2 separate regions of the Mus musculus genome follow, and region 1 is linked to region 2. Evidence: chromatin loops called from intact Hi-C (ENCODE). Cell type or tissue: left cerebral cortex. All regions are shown on one strand. Each heading gives the region's core, and the rest is flanking DNA. Links, peaks and the distances in the headings are about the cores only.

Region 1 (8,336 bases), core at 226-8,225, 120 kb before region 2:
ATTGTTAAATTCTAATTATAGGCTGTTGGTTCCTGTTAGAGGCGTTTGTAAGCCTAAATGCTGTTGCACACGGGTCTTTTGCCAATAGGTGTGTTTTCGCTGTTGTTGTTGTATAAAACATGTATAAACATGTATAAAACATGTTTGCGCATTTGAAGGACCAGAGCAGCTGAGTGTTCTTCAACATGTTGGGGGGGGGGGAAATAGGTGAAATATGACTCAGAACTGAGAGGGGGTGAAGAAAAACAAGTCTACTTAGTTTTAGTGTTTATTTAGGAGAAATTTCTGGAATGCTCTGCTCTTCCAAGTGTCAGAAAAGTGGACACCTTCTCAGGGATACTCATCGACTATCCATCCACCCAAGGTCAGGCGATTCTCACAGCTTTCACTGTAATTGCCCCAGTTAACCACTGGCTGGAGCTGTAGAGATCATTGTCAATAACATATGGAAGTCTGCAGAGGAGTCATGTGGGAGCTGTCAATGCTTAGACAATGCTCAGTGCACAGTAGGTGCTTAATTAGTGTATTTCATCATACATGCTGCATTTGGTAGTAGTCAATTATGATACAGAAGTTAACAAAAACAGGAAGCAAGTCAGAAGGTCATGAGACATAAGGAAAATGTGTAGGGTGTGTCCAGTAGGACTCAGGAAATACAGTGGACTTCACTGGGAAAGACAGACAAATTGAACAGAATATATGGTAGGACAGACCAGAGTACACTGTACAGGAAGGGAAAGAGACAGTGTTGTAAGGTGCAAACATCTGCATTAGGCTGACAGCCATGTTATCCCCTAATTCAGCCAATCATTTGGTGATGCCCATTGAGGTCCCAAATACATTCTGCAGCAAAAGCAAGGGGAAGCTGTGTGTATCCAGTCCTGGGTATGCTTTCACCAGAGTAGGGGAACAGATTTCTAAAGTAAAGTGGGTGCCATTGCTACAGAATCCCTCTCTCTACTGGGTCCCCTCACTCTCCATCAGAAATCCCATCACTAAGGGGGAAATTAATGTGGAGAGAGTTATGGAAGAGACTGGAGACAATGCATGATTAGATTAGCTACTTATCCTGTTGCTTCGGTAAGATATCCTGACAAACGTAACTTACAAACGAGTTTATTCTGGCTCATAGTCTGAGGGTCCAGCATGGTGGCAGGAGCTCGAGGCAGCTGGTCACATGGCACCCGCAGTCAGAAAGCACACACTGATGGGTGGAGTTTTCATCCTGCTCCTCCTCTTCATTCAGTCCAAGGAAAGACAACCACCTTAATTAACCTAATGTAGATGATCCCTCACAGACATACCCATGATTGTTCACTCCATAACTCTGAATTCCACCAAGATGATAAAACAATCACAATGCTAGAGACTAAGATGGAGATAGGCAGGAGAGAGAGTGAGAAGTCAGGAGGGAGGGGAGGGGAGGAGTGAGAAGGAAGGAAAAGAGACTGAAGTATTGTATAACCCCAAACTCAGGGACTATCTCTTTCCTCTTGCATCTTATTATGTTTTAAATTTATTCATTACGCTGTACAATTCAAGCATCCAGTGATCCAAACTTGACCTGACCCCTTCTACCCCATCTCCTCCAGAACAGCTCATCCTGCGGGGCACATGGAGGTTAATTTCACACACAACACATTGAAATGATGCATTGTGAGTTCTTTGCAAGAACTACTGGTTAGGGTGAAGTTAGGGTTAAACTAGTTTCTAAATCCAGCTTCCAATAAAAATAAATCATTCCGACAATTATTCATTGTGTTATGGGCTAAGAATACACTGATGAGAAAGCAGCTGTGGCCTTTACCCCCATGCAGCTTACAGAGACAGAAAGGCAGTGGGGAAAAACAAAACACCAGGAAATGTAAAGTCTGAACAATGGCGAGTCCTGCGTGATGTGGGAACTTGAGCCATTCAAAGCAGGTGAGAGACAAACCAAGTGAAAGTCATAGGTTCTGTAGATGGAGCGTCCGTGCATAGGCCATGTGATCCAACGATGTCAACATCCGTCAGCCCTGGTTCCTATGCTGGATCCCATGTTGGATGCAGAAATACAGACCTGACCCTTGACAAGCACACACACACACACACACACACACACACACACACACACACACACACGCACAAGCCAGGAGTATCCTTAGAGAAACTTGGGGTCCTAACTAAGTAACTTTGTTTCATTCTGGCCATCTTTGGCTTCTGAATATGCTAAAGGCACCATGGACTTGGGATAAAAAGCTGACCACACATGGCTAGGACAATTTCTCAATAATAGATGGTGGCCAAGGAGACATGAAGCCCTAAGTTTGGCCTCCCAGCACTGCAAAAGGTGGGCAAAAACTTTCCCTGGTTCCAGTCTTTTAGAACTAATTCAAAATTCAAAAGAAATAACTGAAACCCAGTTTTCAAATCTTCACAATTTATTTAAACACCTCACTGAATTCCATCCCTGGATGAAATAGTCAAGATACTCCTCATTGTCCTATGGTAAACTTTGCAGGAAGTATTTCTCATCTTCATAGCAACCATGGGAAGTAACATTAGTAACATTAGTACTCAGAGAAGTAACATTAGTACTCAGAGAAGTAACATTAGTAACATTAGTACTCAGAGAAGTAACATTAGTACTCAGAGAAGTAACATTAGTACTCAGAGAAGTAACATTAGTAACATTAGTACTCAGAGAAGTAACATTAGTACTCAGAGAAGTAACATTAGTAACATTAGTACTCAGAGAAGTAACATTTGTACTCAGAGAAGTAACATTAGTAACATTAGTACTCAGAGAAGTAACATTAGTACTCAGAGAAGTAACATTAGTACTCACTCAGAGAAGTAACATTAGTACTCAGAGAAGTAACATTAGTAACATTAGTACTCAGAGAAGTAACATTAGTACTCAGAGAAGTAACATTAGTACTCAAAGAAGTAACATTAGTACTCAGAGAAGTAACATTAGTAACATTAGTACTCAGAGAAGTAACATTAGTACTCAGAGAAGTAACATTAGTACTCAGAGAAGTAGCATTAGTACTCAGAGAAGTAACATTAGTACTCAGAGAAGTAACATTAGTACTCAGAGAAGTAACATTAGTACTCAGAGAAGTAACATTAGTAACATTAGTACTCAGAGAAGTAACATTAGTACTCAGAGAAGTAACATTACTACTCACTCAGAGAAGTAACATTAGTACTCAGAGAAGTAACATTAGTAACATTAGTACTCAGAGAAGTAACATTAGTACTCAGAGAAGTAACATTAGTACTCAGAGAAGTAACATTAGTACTCAGAGAAGTAACATTAGTAACATTAGTACTCAGAGAAGTAACATTAGTACTCAGAGAAGTAACATTAGTACTCAGAGAAGTAACATTAGTACTCAGAGAAGTAACATTAGTACTCACTCAGAGAAGTAACATTAGTACTCAGAGAAGTAACATTAGTAACATTAGTACTCAGAGAAGTAACATTAGTACTCAGAGAAGCAGACAAATACCATCCCCAAGTCAACCAGAGAATCCAAGCCTCCAGCTTAAGTTCTATAAAAACCAAGGGATCCTCCAGGAATCCGGGTGCAGATGAAGCTTTAGTGAATTCGGTAGACATCCTTGATGCTCAGGCATACCAGTCTTGGTTCTGAGGTTGTGTTGTTAGTGTTTCAGCTATCTCTGGGGAAGGACACGAACAAGTATCTACTTACCCAAGACAAGATAGGGAACCCAAGACAGACTGAAATATGGATCCCACCAAAGTTCAAACTTGGTGAACCCATGTTTATTGGGGTTACTTTCAGGAATCTGGGCAAGGTGTTGTTTGCAGGAGCACAGATGACTCAAAGACAGCTGGCTGCTATCATCTAAGTACACCCAACATGTGTGACTGCTCATGTAAGCTGGAAACCTGGGGCATACTGTATAGCCTGCAGGAAGCTCAACAGGTAAGAGGATATCTCTTCCTGGCAGCTTATCTGGTCTTTGCCTTTCCTGGGCAGCTTATCTAGTTCAAGCCTCTTGCAGGCAGTTTCTCTTGTCTGAGAATGTCTCTCAGCAGTCCTCCCTGCTTATACAAGCTTTGTAGAGAGGAGCTACTGAATCTGGTCAGTTTCAGGGACTTCCTGGAGCTTCTGAGTTGTATATTCCCTGAGTCTTAAAGAAACTCCTGTTAGAACATCAGGAGTCCTGAGGAGCTTCCTCCAGGTTCTATGGATCAAGTCATGAAACTACTATTCAACAGATTGTACTAAAGTTTTGGTGAAGGGGTTGTCTTTTGGGAACAGATTTGTCATGATTTTGTTATTTGACCCCCCAGGAGCTCATTATAATTCTGTTTTGTCTTTTGGTGACATTTGAAACTACTCATAAAACATTTTCTGAAACAAGTGCTGGGCTAGGCTCTGTGATCAATTTCTTTATCCCCAGCTCTCAGAGAAGTTCATCTCCACAAGTAGATGATTTGAGGGTCAGCTTTGAGAACTGGAAACATGAGAAGCGAAACCAGATTACCAGGCCTCGAGTATGTTTTACCCAATTGGGCCACTGTGTCAAATTTCAAGGCCATGTGCTCCCTGAGACAGTCCTGCCAGTCATCATACCCTCAAGACTTCAGTGGACAACAGCCCCTGACTTTCTAATTCTGTAGCAGAAAAGTGACCACGCCTCTTCCTTCCCTGTAAAAACGAGAAAAGAGGAGGGCAGGGTGCCATCCTAGTGGAGGTACAGAGCAAGTTATCTGTGTTCTAATGTACAAGGCTGGATTAGACCCATCAGGCAGGCAAGGCAGGTGTCAATCCACCATTTCCCATTTGCAAACACTCTCGGTACAATTCCCCCCTTGATTTTGGTTTAGAGGAACCTTTTCTCTCTCTGAAGGGGTTTTCAAAGTATAAACAGCACTATTCATGTAGCCTTAGGCATCTGGGAACACTGCATGGCAGAGAGGTTTGCATCACAGTTGCCTCCCCATTTCATAAATCAGATGGACCAGTGAGTGGGGGTGACACAGTCTCTTTAACAATCCCGATAGATGTAAACATGTATCATTACTTTCTGCCTTGGGGGAAGGGTTTTGGAAAGAGAAGCATGTGTGCATCCATGTTTGTACATGTGCGGCGCATGTTCCTTTTCTCAGACCGACATTTACCTCGAATCTCCTTATGTATCTGGTGGCAAAGGTGGTAAGACGAGGGGGTGAGTTCTAAGTCCTGCCACCAGGGGGCGCTGAGTCCCTTGCACGTGCTGCTGACAGCTCCATCCAGATGTTTACCCCTAGCTCCATGGTAGAAATGTCTTGGGTCAGAGTTAGGGCCAAGTGTTTGGTCCTTAGGTTCTAAGTCTACCCACAGTGTGGATAGTGCCTGGAGAGAGGGCTGTGTGGGTTCAGGGCCTGGCTCCTGAGTTTACAACCACCTGTTGAGGAACCCAGGGGTAACTGCATGGAGCCAACCTCTGGGGAACCCCAACCAAGCCTACTTTCTGATGGCATCTTAGTACAGTGACCTAGGCCTCGGTTTATGATAGGAGATGATCAGACTTTATGCTGTGAGGGTCCAAATAGGGTTCAGAGGTGTCCTTCCTTAAGTCCCCTCTCCACCTCTGCAGTCTTCCAGGGGACTCAATGACTTCCTCCATGACCAGCTACAAGAGCAGCCTTGGCAGAGGAGAAAGTAGGGGTTCCTTGCATGTGGTGCTCAGATTAGTCAAGATAACCTCAGTATACCTTGGGGACCAGAGAAGGGGGTCTCAGCCAGAGGGCTTCAAACCACCCTTGAGTTCTTGGGGTTCCACAGCTGGAAATTTCCACTGCAGTCTCAACAAAGTAGATGAGGTGGAAAGCAGAAAATGCTAGCCACTGTAAGACGTTACACAACTTGGTGGCTCGGAGCTTTGGTCTTTCAAGCAGGGGTTAGTTTCATGCCATCCTCCAGCCATGTTCTAGCTGTGGAATCTTGAGAAATTACTCTGTTTGCTGAACCGGTTGCTTGTTTTGTAACATGAAGCTTTAAAAGCTCTGGCCTGGGAAGGTGGTTCTGAGGTTAAAAAGCATGCACTGTTCTTGCAGAGGATCTGAGTCTGGTCCCTGGAACTAGCTAGCATCAAGAGACTCACAATTGCCTCTAACTCCACTGCAGGGGAGCTGATGCCCTCTTCTTGGCTTCCTGGGTATGAACTCATTTGCACACGTATGCACACGTATTCATACATGAGATAAAACACATCTTAGAAAACAAAAACTAAAACAAAACCTTGGGAGCTGGAGAGTTAGCTCCATGGTTAAGAGCACTTGGTCTTGCAAAGGACCAGGGTCTGATTCCCAGCACCCACAGGGAGCCTTGCTGCTTCCTCAGCCTCAGGCATCAGGCATGCATGTGGTGCACAGACATACATGCAAGCAAAACACGCATACACACAAAATAAAATAAATATAAATGATAAATAAATAAATCTTAAAAAAAAACCAACCTCTACTTTTGTGCGGACAGCATTAGATGAAGTGAGATTGCCCGCGGTAATTGTTGGACAGGTGACTTGCACCCCTTAAGGATATTGTATCAATTAATCTTCATCACCACTATAGAAAACCACACAAGGAAACCTGTATACGGGAAGGAAAAGTAACTTACCTAAGTCAACCTGTCTCTCCTGGTCTCAACACACTCTTCTCTATCTGGGCCAGCCCCAAAGCTTGAAACAAACTATCCAGTAGGGCTGAACTTGTGGTTAGGTCGTGCTGAGGTCAGGGAACACAGCCTCTGCGGCAGCTTCCCAATAGAAATCTGAGCTCCAGCCATGTTTGTCCTCCTTCCTTAGGTACATTTCGACCAGGTCACCGGGAGCCTGCGCTCCTGTCCCCTCCTAGATGGAAATCATTGTTTTCCTGCAGCCTCTCCTCTCCAGTTCACCCTACAGCCTAGATCCTGGATCCCTTTGGGGAGAACAGAACTGAGGCTCTTACAAGAGTTGGGGGTCCTTCTTCAGGCCTCTGAAATGGCTTGGCTAGCAGGGATGTGATCTGGAAAGATAAGGCTGAGTTCACCCCAGTGGGCAGGAAAGAAGCCCTGAGGCTGAGCGGAGCGGTTTGTGCGCCAGTTGCCAGGGGGCAGTGCTGTGCAGCGAATGCGGCACCCAGGCTACCACTGCGCCACTCTCTCAGAGAAGCTGTAGAGGTCCCCTCAGGGCTCTCCTGACCCCAACAGCCCCATCCGCCCCAGCACAGGGAAAAAAAAATCGCCATGGTCCCTTTGCTGGAAGAACTCAGCTTGGCTGTCTTTAGTGGATAAAAATAACAGACACCGTGTGGGTTTCCACCACTAACTTAGAGAAACGCCAACTGAGGTGGCAGGGTACCCCGTTTTTTATAGGCCTTTCGAGAACAGTAAGGTGACTTTAAGGATGGCGATTGAGAGGGACTTCCTCTTTTTGAGACTCCTGAAAATGCAGAGACCACTTTTGAGAGTAAAAGAGGAGGGTGGGCCACCCGCTTTCGGTGAATTTTACCAATGTACAAGCTCTTTCGGGGGAATCGGCTGGTGGAAGGCACAAGGCCACCATGGCCAACGGAGAGATTTCTCCCCAAAGGACTAGTGGAGTTTCGGTGTGACCCTGGCCCTGGAGTCGTGTTTGGGAAAATGTCTTTCCCAACTTTAACCCACAAGTCTGAGTGCAGATTGGAACCTTCAGAAGCAGAGGGCGGACAGGACGGGCCATGCACAGGGGTTTCCCTCTGGTCCCCTTCCCGCCCCCCACCCCCACCCCAGTTTCCCTGCAAGAAAGAGCACAGAAAGCTTGGGAAATATAAACCGGACATGATTCTTTTTAAACTCCTTATTCTGGTTGTTTGTCTTTGTTTTCCTCTCTTCACCTCCACTTTGCAATAAATAAAATCAAAGGGTAGCTGCCTGTCCATGTGTGAATACCATGCCGGCGACTGCTCTTTGAAGAATCCACATTTTAAAATTGTATTCCATGAGCTCGGAGGAAGAACCCACAAACTGCTGTGATGTAATTTGAAACCATCAATAGCCCCTCTTAAGGTTGTCTTTATTGTGGGAAGTCAAGGTAATGGTTTTGCCGCTGTCTAATTTCTTCCCGATGTACAGCTTAGCTTTTACAGCCTTACAATGAAAGGCGTCGATCTGAGGCCCTTTTTGTGGCCGATTAACAGTTTAAACTGGTTTCCTAACCCTGTCACAACTAGTGGTCTGATAGAAATAGTTTCTGTGGGGACATTCATAACTCTGCAAATAATATCTTTTTTTTTAATCTGCCAATTCTGACCTCCTCTGACAAAAATTAAAAGTGGAGCGGAAAAGGTTGTGTACATACATGTCTCACCTCCA
Region 2 (8,336 bases), core at 226-8,225:
AACATTTCAAGATGTTTCAAATTTGATGTTGTTTGATGGTTACTAACAGCGTCAATGCAATGAAACACAAATCCCCGTATGCATTATTAAGCAGAACAAAAACTAATTATATAACTCTATCCTTCCTATCAATATTCATGCCATATAAATAAGTCATTGTAACAGAAGCTCTGTATCCCAAGAAGTAAATCTAATAGTTAGCCTAATAATTCATAGCATGGCCTCAGGATAATAGGGCTTTGTTTTTCAGGTGGCTATTTTAATTCAAAGAGGGTACATGGAATTCATTTCAATGAGCCACCGATTCACTGTGAGGCCAAAACATTTCAATTTGAGACTCTCAAACTCCCCAGACATCATACTGTTGTTGGAATTGACAATTCTATCAGCCATTTAAAAGAGTGGAGATTTGTAAACCAATCTAAATATCAACAGGACATCCTGCTTCCCTGTGATGGAGCTGGAGAAGGTACTTCTGGTTCCTTGGGTTTGGTCATAGGCTAACAAGCTTCATGGCTGCCTTACAAAGCTAGGTAGTTATTTCTGATCACTTGAATCTCCTCTCTCTCTCTCTCTGTGTGTGTGTGTGTGTGTGTGTGTTTCTAGAAATAAATTATCATTCATTTCACAAAACACCTGGTGGCAGCCCATCCTCATATGGTCATGCAATTGGCTAAAAACTCGCATATCTCCTACCTTTCAAGTCCTAGGACTAAAAAGGTAACCCCAGGAGAAAGACCATGTGGTTATCTTTTGGGATCATTGAAGGAGCTCTAACTACCCCAGGCATGTTAACATGTCAAGCATGGCTCTGGCAAGCCTTGCCCTTCTCTTCTATTCCCCCTGTCTTGGCTAAAAACCATTAGATTACATTGCTAAAACTAACCATCAAAATCTATTCCCTTATTTGGCCACTCCCTCCTCCTGAGGCTGACTACCAAGGTTCAGCAATCTAAGTGTTGAAGTCCGGGAAACAAAAGCCCCTTTGACTCACCTAATTAACATGCCCAATTAAAATTAAACACCTCATCCTAACATAGGGTTTCTCCCCTTACCTTATATAAACCACCATTTTCCTATGGGCCATGTCTGGCTCCCATCTAGAGGCTGTCCTTTGTCTTTCTAGGACAAATACCATGTCCCCTCCTCCCTTGTTCCCTTTTCCTTCTCCCTCATCCTCTATCTCCTGTCTTTGTTTCTTACTCCTTGACCTTTGTCCTTTTGGGGCAAATCTTTGGGCAGAGAACTTGGTCTTGTGTGTCCTGAGCCTATACCAATCTTTATGATCATCACTGTAGCTGACTGGAAAATATTTTGAACTTATGAAACATTCTTATGAAACATTCCAGGAAGGACCAAATAGCAAAATCCCCACACTGAAATAATTTCATAAAGTTCCATCTTTCATTCTTTTTACTTAGAAATCCACACTGCCACCTCAGGCCACCCGAACAGTTAAACTATGCATTCTAAACCACTGCCATTTCTTAAAAGGGAATAGCCGATTCTGATTTTTCAACGGTCACCACGAGATGGTATGAATAATGAGTACCAGAAAGATACTGGTAATAGGATCTATGGGAATATCAATACACGTCTCCTGGCAGGGCCACTACCAGCCGAGTTGGGGCGTTTGCCTAAATTGAGACGCAAGGAATGAAGAGCTGGTGTTCTATATGAGTTTAGAGAGGATGAAGAAAACGAGGGCTGTGCAGAAGGCTCACTTAACCCGGATTTATCTGGAGCGCTTAATGATTGGAATAAAGAACTGTGCTTTTCTCAACTTGTTATTAGCAACCATAACACCTGTAATCATAAAAAACAAAAAATCCTCTGCGCAGAGCAGGCGGCATACCTATCCATTCGGTCCACCTTATTGGAGGTGGACCGGATGGATTGTGGGGCCTTAGCGCATGCTAGACAAGCACTTCTATTTTTTAGATTTGATGTTGTGGTCAAATTCCTCTCCCTGTTCAATTTTTTAAATTCTAAAAGAGTATGCTTTATTATTTCCATTCTTTAGACCAATTCCAGAGCTTGGGAGAGTCAAGCAAATGTTAGGAGAACTAGAGTTGGAGAATGCAAGCCTGCCTAGATATGTTTGCCCAGGTCTACCCCAGAGTTGGGTGTAAATGCCACCGAGGGTCCTTAAGAGAGGCAAGGACTGTCTTCAGTCCTTACACAGGAGGCTCCCTGTCATGCAACAAAGTGACCTTGGGTATTCAGAGTGCAGTGCCAGCCTCCCCAAGATGCAAGATCCTCCCACCGGAACCAGATGACCTTCCCTGCAGTTCTGGCCTGGTGAGGCACTTGGAGGCAGGGCCCAGGTTCTGACTCTGGCCTCTTCACACACGCTGGAACTGCGATCAGACTGCCACGCCCCCATCACCTCTTCTCTCTCTCTCTCTCTCTCTCTCTCTCTCTCTCTCTCTCTCTCTCTCTCTCTCTCTCTCTCTCTCTCCCTCCCTCCCTCCCTCCCTCCCTCCCTCCCTCAGACTGCTACCCACTACCCCCTACTCCTCAAGACTGCGGTGACTCAATTAGCCAGACAGACTGCAAACATGCACTTGCTTGGTGGACAGGTGCATGGTGTAGAACAGAGGGTTTTCCAGCCCTGGCTCCAATGAGCAGTGACTGAGAACTAGGATAGGAGCCTGGTCCTCTGGGGTCCGTCCGGTCCTGCTCAGATCCGCTGTCCAGCTCTAGGGTGGCGGACCTGGGGAACCCGGGTCGAGTCTCCATGGTGCGCGCCTCGGGTGGAAAGCCTGGCGCAGCGGCGGCCTTAGCAGAACCGCATACAGCCACCTGGGAGGATCGCAGGCGCCCCAGGGCCGTGACACTTCACCCGCCTCCAGCGGCCCACGCCCCTACCGGGCCAGGCGCCCAGACCCGCCCGCCGCAGGTGGGGCAGCCAGGGCCCGCGAGTAGGTGCGTGGGATGATCTCACCGCGTGCGGCGCGCCAGGAGGAGGAGGAGCGGGAGCGATCCCAACTTCCGGGTAGTGCAGCCGCACGCCGCGCCACCGGCATCTTGCTTTCTGCTCCCCCTCCCCCGTGTCCCCCTCGCCTCTCCCTCCTTGCCTTTTATCCCCAGCCCCACCCGCCAAAATGAACAGCTCGGACGAGGAGAAGCAGCTGCAGCTCATCACCAGCTTGAAGGAGCAAGGTAGGTGGGCCGGCTGCCGCAGGTGCCCAGCAGCGGCCTCGGGCGGGACAGCTCTGGGCGCAGCCGCAGGTGCCAGCCGTGGCCAAGGGACCGTGAGGCCGCCGCGGTCACCCCGCATCCCCAAGCGCCATGGGGTGCAGCGCCCTGGGCGGAGGAGCTGCAGCGTCTTCCCGCAGTGGGATCGCGCGCCCTGCAGGACTAGGGCGCGCGACCCGGGCAAAGGGACACGCGTCGGGCGTGGACAGGGTCAGGGCACGCACCTCAGTCCACGCGGGAGTAGCGAGCCGGGTAGGGTAGGATCGCTGGGCGCCGGGTAGTGGCTCAGTTGGCCTGGCTCCTAGCTGAGGCCGCACCCTTGCACACTTTGGCGTTCCTGGGCCTGCAGCGTTCCCTTCTTTTGGGTTCGGTCTAGTTCCTTTTTCTTTACCCAGCTGGGATTTTTCAGGGAACCGATGTGTTCTTATCACTTCCCATTTTTAGCAATTTATTAGTCAGTGAGTCGACACCCTGCCTGTGTGGGGCTTAATGAGGAAGCGGGGCTGGGGCTGGAAATCCAGGCCGTTTTGCATGCTTTTCTCTACCGCTTGGTAGCTAATGATTGCCATCAGAACATTTGTGAACAAAGCAAGATCCTAGAGACAGTTAATCTGACACACTTTAAAAATACCACGACTAATTATCCTGTTCAAAGTGTGGTTTGAGAATATGGGTCAAGAAAGAGGAACTGCACAGGTTTAGGAGGTAAAAGGTCATGCATGCTCTTTGCTGCAGGACTTGCTAACATTGGAAGGGCCCTGCTCAATGGTCCTATTCCTCTTCTTGACTCAGCTCTCCAGGAAGTTGGTGTCTTCCCATCACTGAGTCTTGTGACTGAGCCAGGTGGCTTAAGAGGTCCTAGCAAGGACTTGAGCCGCTTGCTGCTCTTCAAATCCATCAGCCACACTTCCGCAGAAAGGGCTCCACAGCACTGTACTGTGTGACCTCAGGGGAGTTACCTAACCTCGCTGAAATGGATGAAGCACTTTTCCCTATGTGGCATCTAGAAATCCAGAATGGGTGTTAATTGCTTTCATTTCCCCCTCTCATCTGCAATTAGCCTGAAGTCAGCCCACATCGCACCTGTGACTCAATGGATGGACAGAATGCCTTATTTGTAATCCTTCAAGTATTTTCATAGAAGATTGGATTTCACTAGTATTTACTTTTAATAACAATTTCCCGTGTCTCACACCCGAAGACTTTTGATTCATTACTCTGGACTTATGAAAACTTTTGGTATTAATACCAGATCTTTTGATGGATGGTCATCTTGCAAATGATTGTAAAACAAAGTAAAATATGTTACTTCCTTTTATTATTTTATTGTAATTCTCAGAGTGCACTAACAGTGACCACATCCACACATATCTCCTCAGGCCTTTTGCTGGACTGATGTTTGAAGAAGGGAGGGTTCCTAAGTGTCTAGCGCTTTCTGTTGTGTTGTATTGGAAAACAAATTTGTGGCCTTAGTATTTCTAAAGGTTCTGTTTTCCTGAGGAAGGGCGTACCAGGAGAATAGAACTTAGGTTTGTGTCTCTTGAGAGTACTCTTGGTTTTGGACATTGGACTGGTCACATAGATACTATTTGTTCAGTCTATGGTGAGATTTTCATATCTTAAAACCAGACTGCGTTAAAAGACTTATTTAGGAGTTTTTAATGGCTATTTTACCTGTGGAATTAGCTGGGAAGTTGGGGATTTGAGGTGTAAACATGGCAACCAGGTCTTTGGGTATACCAGTATTATGGTCAGGTTTTTTTGTGGTGATGGTGAGCTGTTGCCATGGTGAGTCAGTCTCCCAACCTAATATGAACAAGGAGAAGATTTTTGGTTGGATGCTCCGTTTTCCTTGTTCACTGCTAACATGTTTATGTTTTTGTTTCTGTAACAACTATCAGTTACTTAACATGCACAAGGCCCCTGTTTCGGACTCCGTAGCTATAGATAGTGAATCAGATCATCCTGGCTCTTAGGAAGTTTCTCATCTGGTCGACAGTCATTAATCAAAGAGGCGTGCAAGTCAATAGACTACTGTTGCTTCTAAGATGGGTTCTTAGGGATGGACTGTTGGATTCGGTGGCATGCATGTTATGATGTTCTGCCATTCAGTAAGAAGCCCTCCTCTGTCACTAACTCTGCCAGTTTCTGTTCCCCCAGCAAAGCCCTCGTCATCATTTGCTGGTTAACATGCGCTGACAGTAGTCGTCAGCTGGCCAGCCTGGCAGGTTTCTGAATGTCTGCCATCGGAACTGGCAACATGCCTCCTTTAAAACCTACATTGCTCTGGCTACAAGTGAAGTTTGGATCTTCACCTATTTGTATTGACCATTTTGGTCTTCTCATGCAGTTGCCCCCATTGATGAGCTTTAAGGCTGAGACTTGAACCTGTTCCCCAGGGAAGGGTGTTCAGGAGGGAGGCTGCTGTGTGAACTGCAGAGCTGACAACAGCCTTCTCTAGTGGGAGCCTTCAGTGTTGAGAGTAACGTTGTGCTTGACAAAAGTTGTGAAATGCATTGACGGAGTCTGTCATAATATGAACAATCTCTAATTTATATGTACCATTCCCCGGCTCTGTGTCTTATAAGTCACACCCACTTCTGAATTACTCCACAACATTGTATGTTCCCGTCTACTGAATGCTATAATTAGGTATATTATGTCTTTCTAGAAAGTTATATTATGTCCCTTAAAAAAAAAATTAGCCAGTGTGTGATTTTTTTTTTTATGTTCAAGCAGATGCTGAGGTAATGAGGTAATTCTCCTTTTGTCTTCTCCCCCCTCAGGCTTTATTTTATTGGGCTGATTGACATTGTTAATGCATGGACAAATGGCAACTTAGGATACTATTTCCGATGCATATTTCCCAGCTATCAAAGTGGACATTTCCCTTACAAAACATCATACAATTTTCTCTCTCTCTGTAGAATTCTCTTGGAAAATGATAGACTTAGTTCAGCATTTGTTGAAGGTGCATGGCTTTCTGGGTGATTCATTCAACAAGCATACACTGAATATTCATAGCCAGGCACTGGGCAAGGCAGCAGAGACCAGTGAATAAGACCTGGTCCTTGATGGTGGTGACTTTCTGGGTCTACAGACAGTATTAAATCTAGGAAGTGTGTCTGGTTGGCTTATATGTGTCATGGATTCTGGTCTTTTGGTCAGGGAGCAGCTTTAGTGGAGTCCTCCACACACCACACGTACACACATACATGTCCACATACACAGAAAGTCCATGGATTACCAATGCTGTTCAATGCAGAATGGGCCACCAGCATTGAAGGGCCTAACCCAAACAGCAGGTACCTATTAGTCATCATAGCAAGGCAGTGCTGTTTGGAACTTGGTGATGATGATGTGTGATTGTCATTTCACAATGTGCATGAGACTTTTTTCGACTTCCTCTTTCCCTCTCCCCACTTTCTTCCTTCTTAGGGCTAAGGATGGGATCTAAACCTTTATATATGCTAGGCAAGTATTTTACCACTGAACCTTTAACCTGATAACCTTTAACCTTTAACCTGATAACAGTATTCTCAGAAAGGACCAGTGACAACTAGAATCAAAATCTGTGGTCATTCTAGGGTAAATACGACTTAAAACAATTATTCTGTTGTAAGATTTTTATTTTTTTATCTTTTGAGGCATATATCATGTAAGCCTCAAACCCCATGGTAGCAGATGATGACCTTGAACTTCTGGTCCTCTGCCTTCCCTTCCAAGTACTGGGATTGCAATACTAGCCTGTGGGATTGCAACACGAGCCTGTAGGCTTGTACCAGCACAGCCCAGTACAGATGATTGGGTAACACAGAGCTAATTCTTAAGGTGCAGCTTCTTCCTAGAGCAAGCTAGTGTGACTCATGGGTGCCTTTTCCAGGGTTCCTTTGGCTTCCGGGGGAGAAATCTGTGGGGACATTATTGTAGTTAAAGGAGCCCAGGCTGTCTCGAGGCCATACTTCATGTGTAAGTGAAGCCGAGTTACTACACTAAGAGATGCATGCACCCAGAGTCCCTCAACCAAAGGCATTTGGAAATGACATGGGTGTCTTGGCTTCATGCACAAACTTGGTTTTTCAGCAATGTTTTTCTGAGCATGGTCCAAGAGTTGCCTATTTCTGAGTCACCAGGTGGGTATTAGGATCATAGTTTACTCCCAAGGTCAGTGAGCTCTGCTGAGGAGTTGGCAACTAGGCCCTCAGGAGATGGACCTTCAGGGGCTGGAGCCATGTCTGCTGCTCAGAGATGCCCCCCCCCAGGACTGGAGCCATGTCTGATGCTCAGAGTCCCCCAGCCCCCAGGACTGGAGCCATGACAGCTGCTCAGAGCCCCCTCTCCATTAACACTAGTCCCAGGGAATGGAGTCCTCCTTTTGTTTATAAAATATTAACTAAAAGTGAAATTTATAACATTATTTTTCTTCTAACCCATTATTCCCCAATCTGTGTTTTACTCTCTCTTTCTAAAGAGAAGGTATTTAATATACTGTGACCTTGGGAGGGCCAAGACTTTTTTTCCCTATTGAAAATAGTGCTTTTGGTAATGGACTGGAGTTAAAGGCATGTGTATGAATTTATATTAGCTTATTGTAGACATAGATTGTTACATGTAGCAATATTTATATTTTATATATATACACACACACTTATGGGTACATATTTATATATATGTATACACACACACACATATTCAGAACATGGGTGCTAATAATGCCCTTTGATAAAAGAAACATGGTTGGTCTCCAAGGGAAATGGCTGGTTTTCGAGATACCCAAATATGCCCGATGAGCCTGGAACAGTCCGTGGTTCCCAAACCTAAGGAAGTGCTCCAACTAATAAGCTCACGTGATGGGACTGTGTCCAAGAGTCACAGAAGCCAATGGAAGAGTTGTCTACTGGCCAAAGTTGGGACAGTTAAAAACAGACAAGATATAACAGGACACAAAGCACTGTGTGTGTAGTGAGATAGAGTATAGGATATGATAAAAATGGCATCTTATCTGACTTTCCCTTAAAAATCTTGGAGTCTCATGTACTCTTGAGGAAAACATCAGATTCTACTCAAAGCCTGAGCAACACTCCTTGAAACTGCCCAGTGTCCACCAAGGGAGAAGCAACAGTCTGGGCATGGCA

What was found. A loop is a pair of places that touch in the nucleus more often than their neighbours do. Peaks named below come from ENCODE experiments on the same cell type or tissue, not always from the same donor. Only the 100,000 strongest peaks of a DNase experiment are listed, where the experiment ranks them.
Region 1: it touches region 2 in a loop (2.1-fold over the local background); 2 of 42 quality-filtered maps call a loop at or near these places.

The regions. Positions count from the first base shown.
Region 1 is chr19:59,195,258-59,203,593 of GRCm38, reverse strand. No RefSeq gene overlaps it. Among named protein-coding and RNA genes, the nearest start is that of Kcnk18, 20 kb to the left of the region's middle. In left cerebral cortex, for the core only: CTCF peaks have their summits at 392, 5,201 (motif pointing right) and 7,095; DNase peaks (open chromatin) are centred at 5,257 and 7,110.
Region 2 is chr19:59,070,284-59,078,619 of GRCm38, reverse strand. Shtn1 (shootin 1) reads left to right here and starts at 2,551. Exons shown (of 17, transcript NM_001114312.1): 1 at 2,551-3,165. The coding sequence starts at 3,108. In left cerebral cortex, for the core only: no CTCF peak of the experiment used is centred there; DNase peaks (open chromatin) are centred at 2,965, 3,608, 3,675 and 3,979; H3K4me3 peaks cover 1,739 bases; H3K27ac peaks cover 1,592 bases.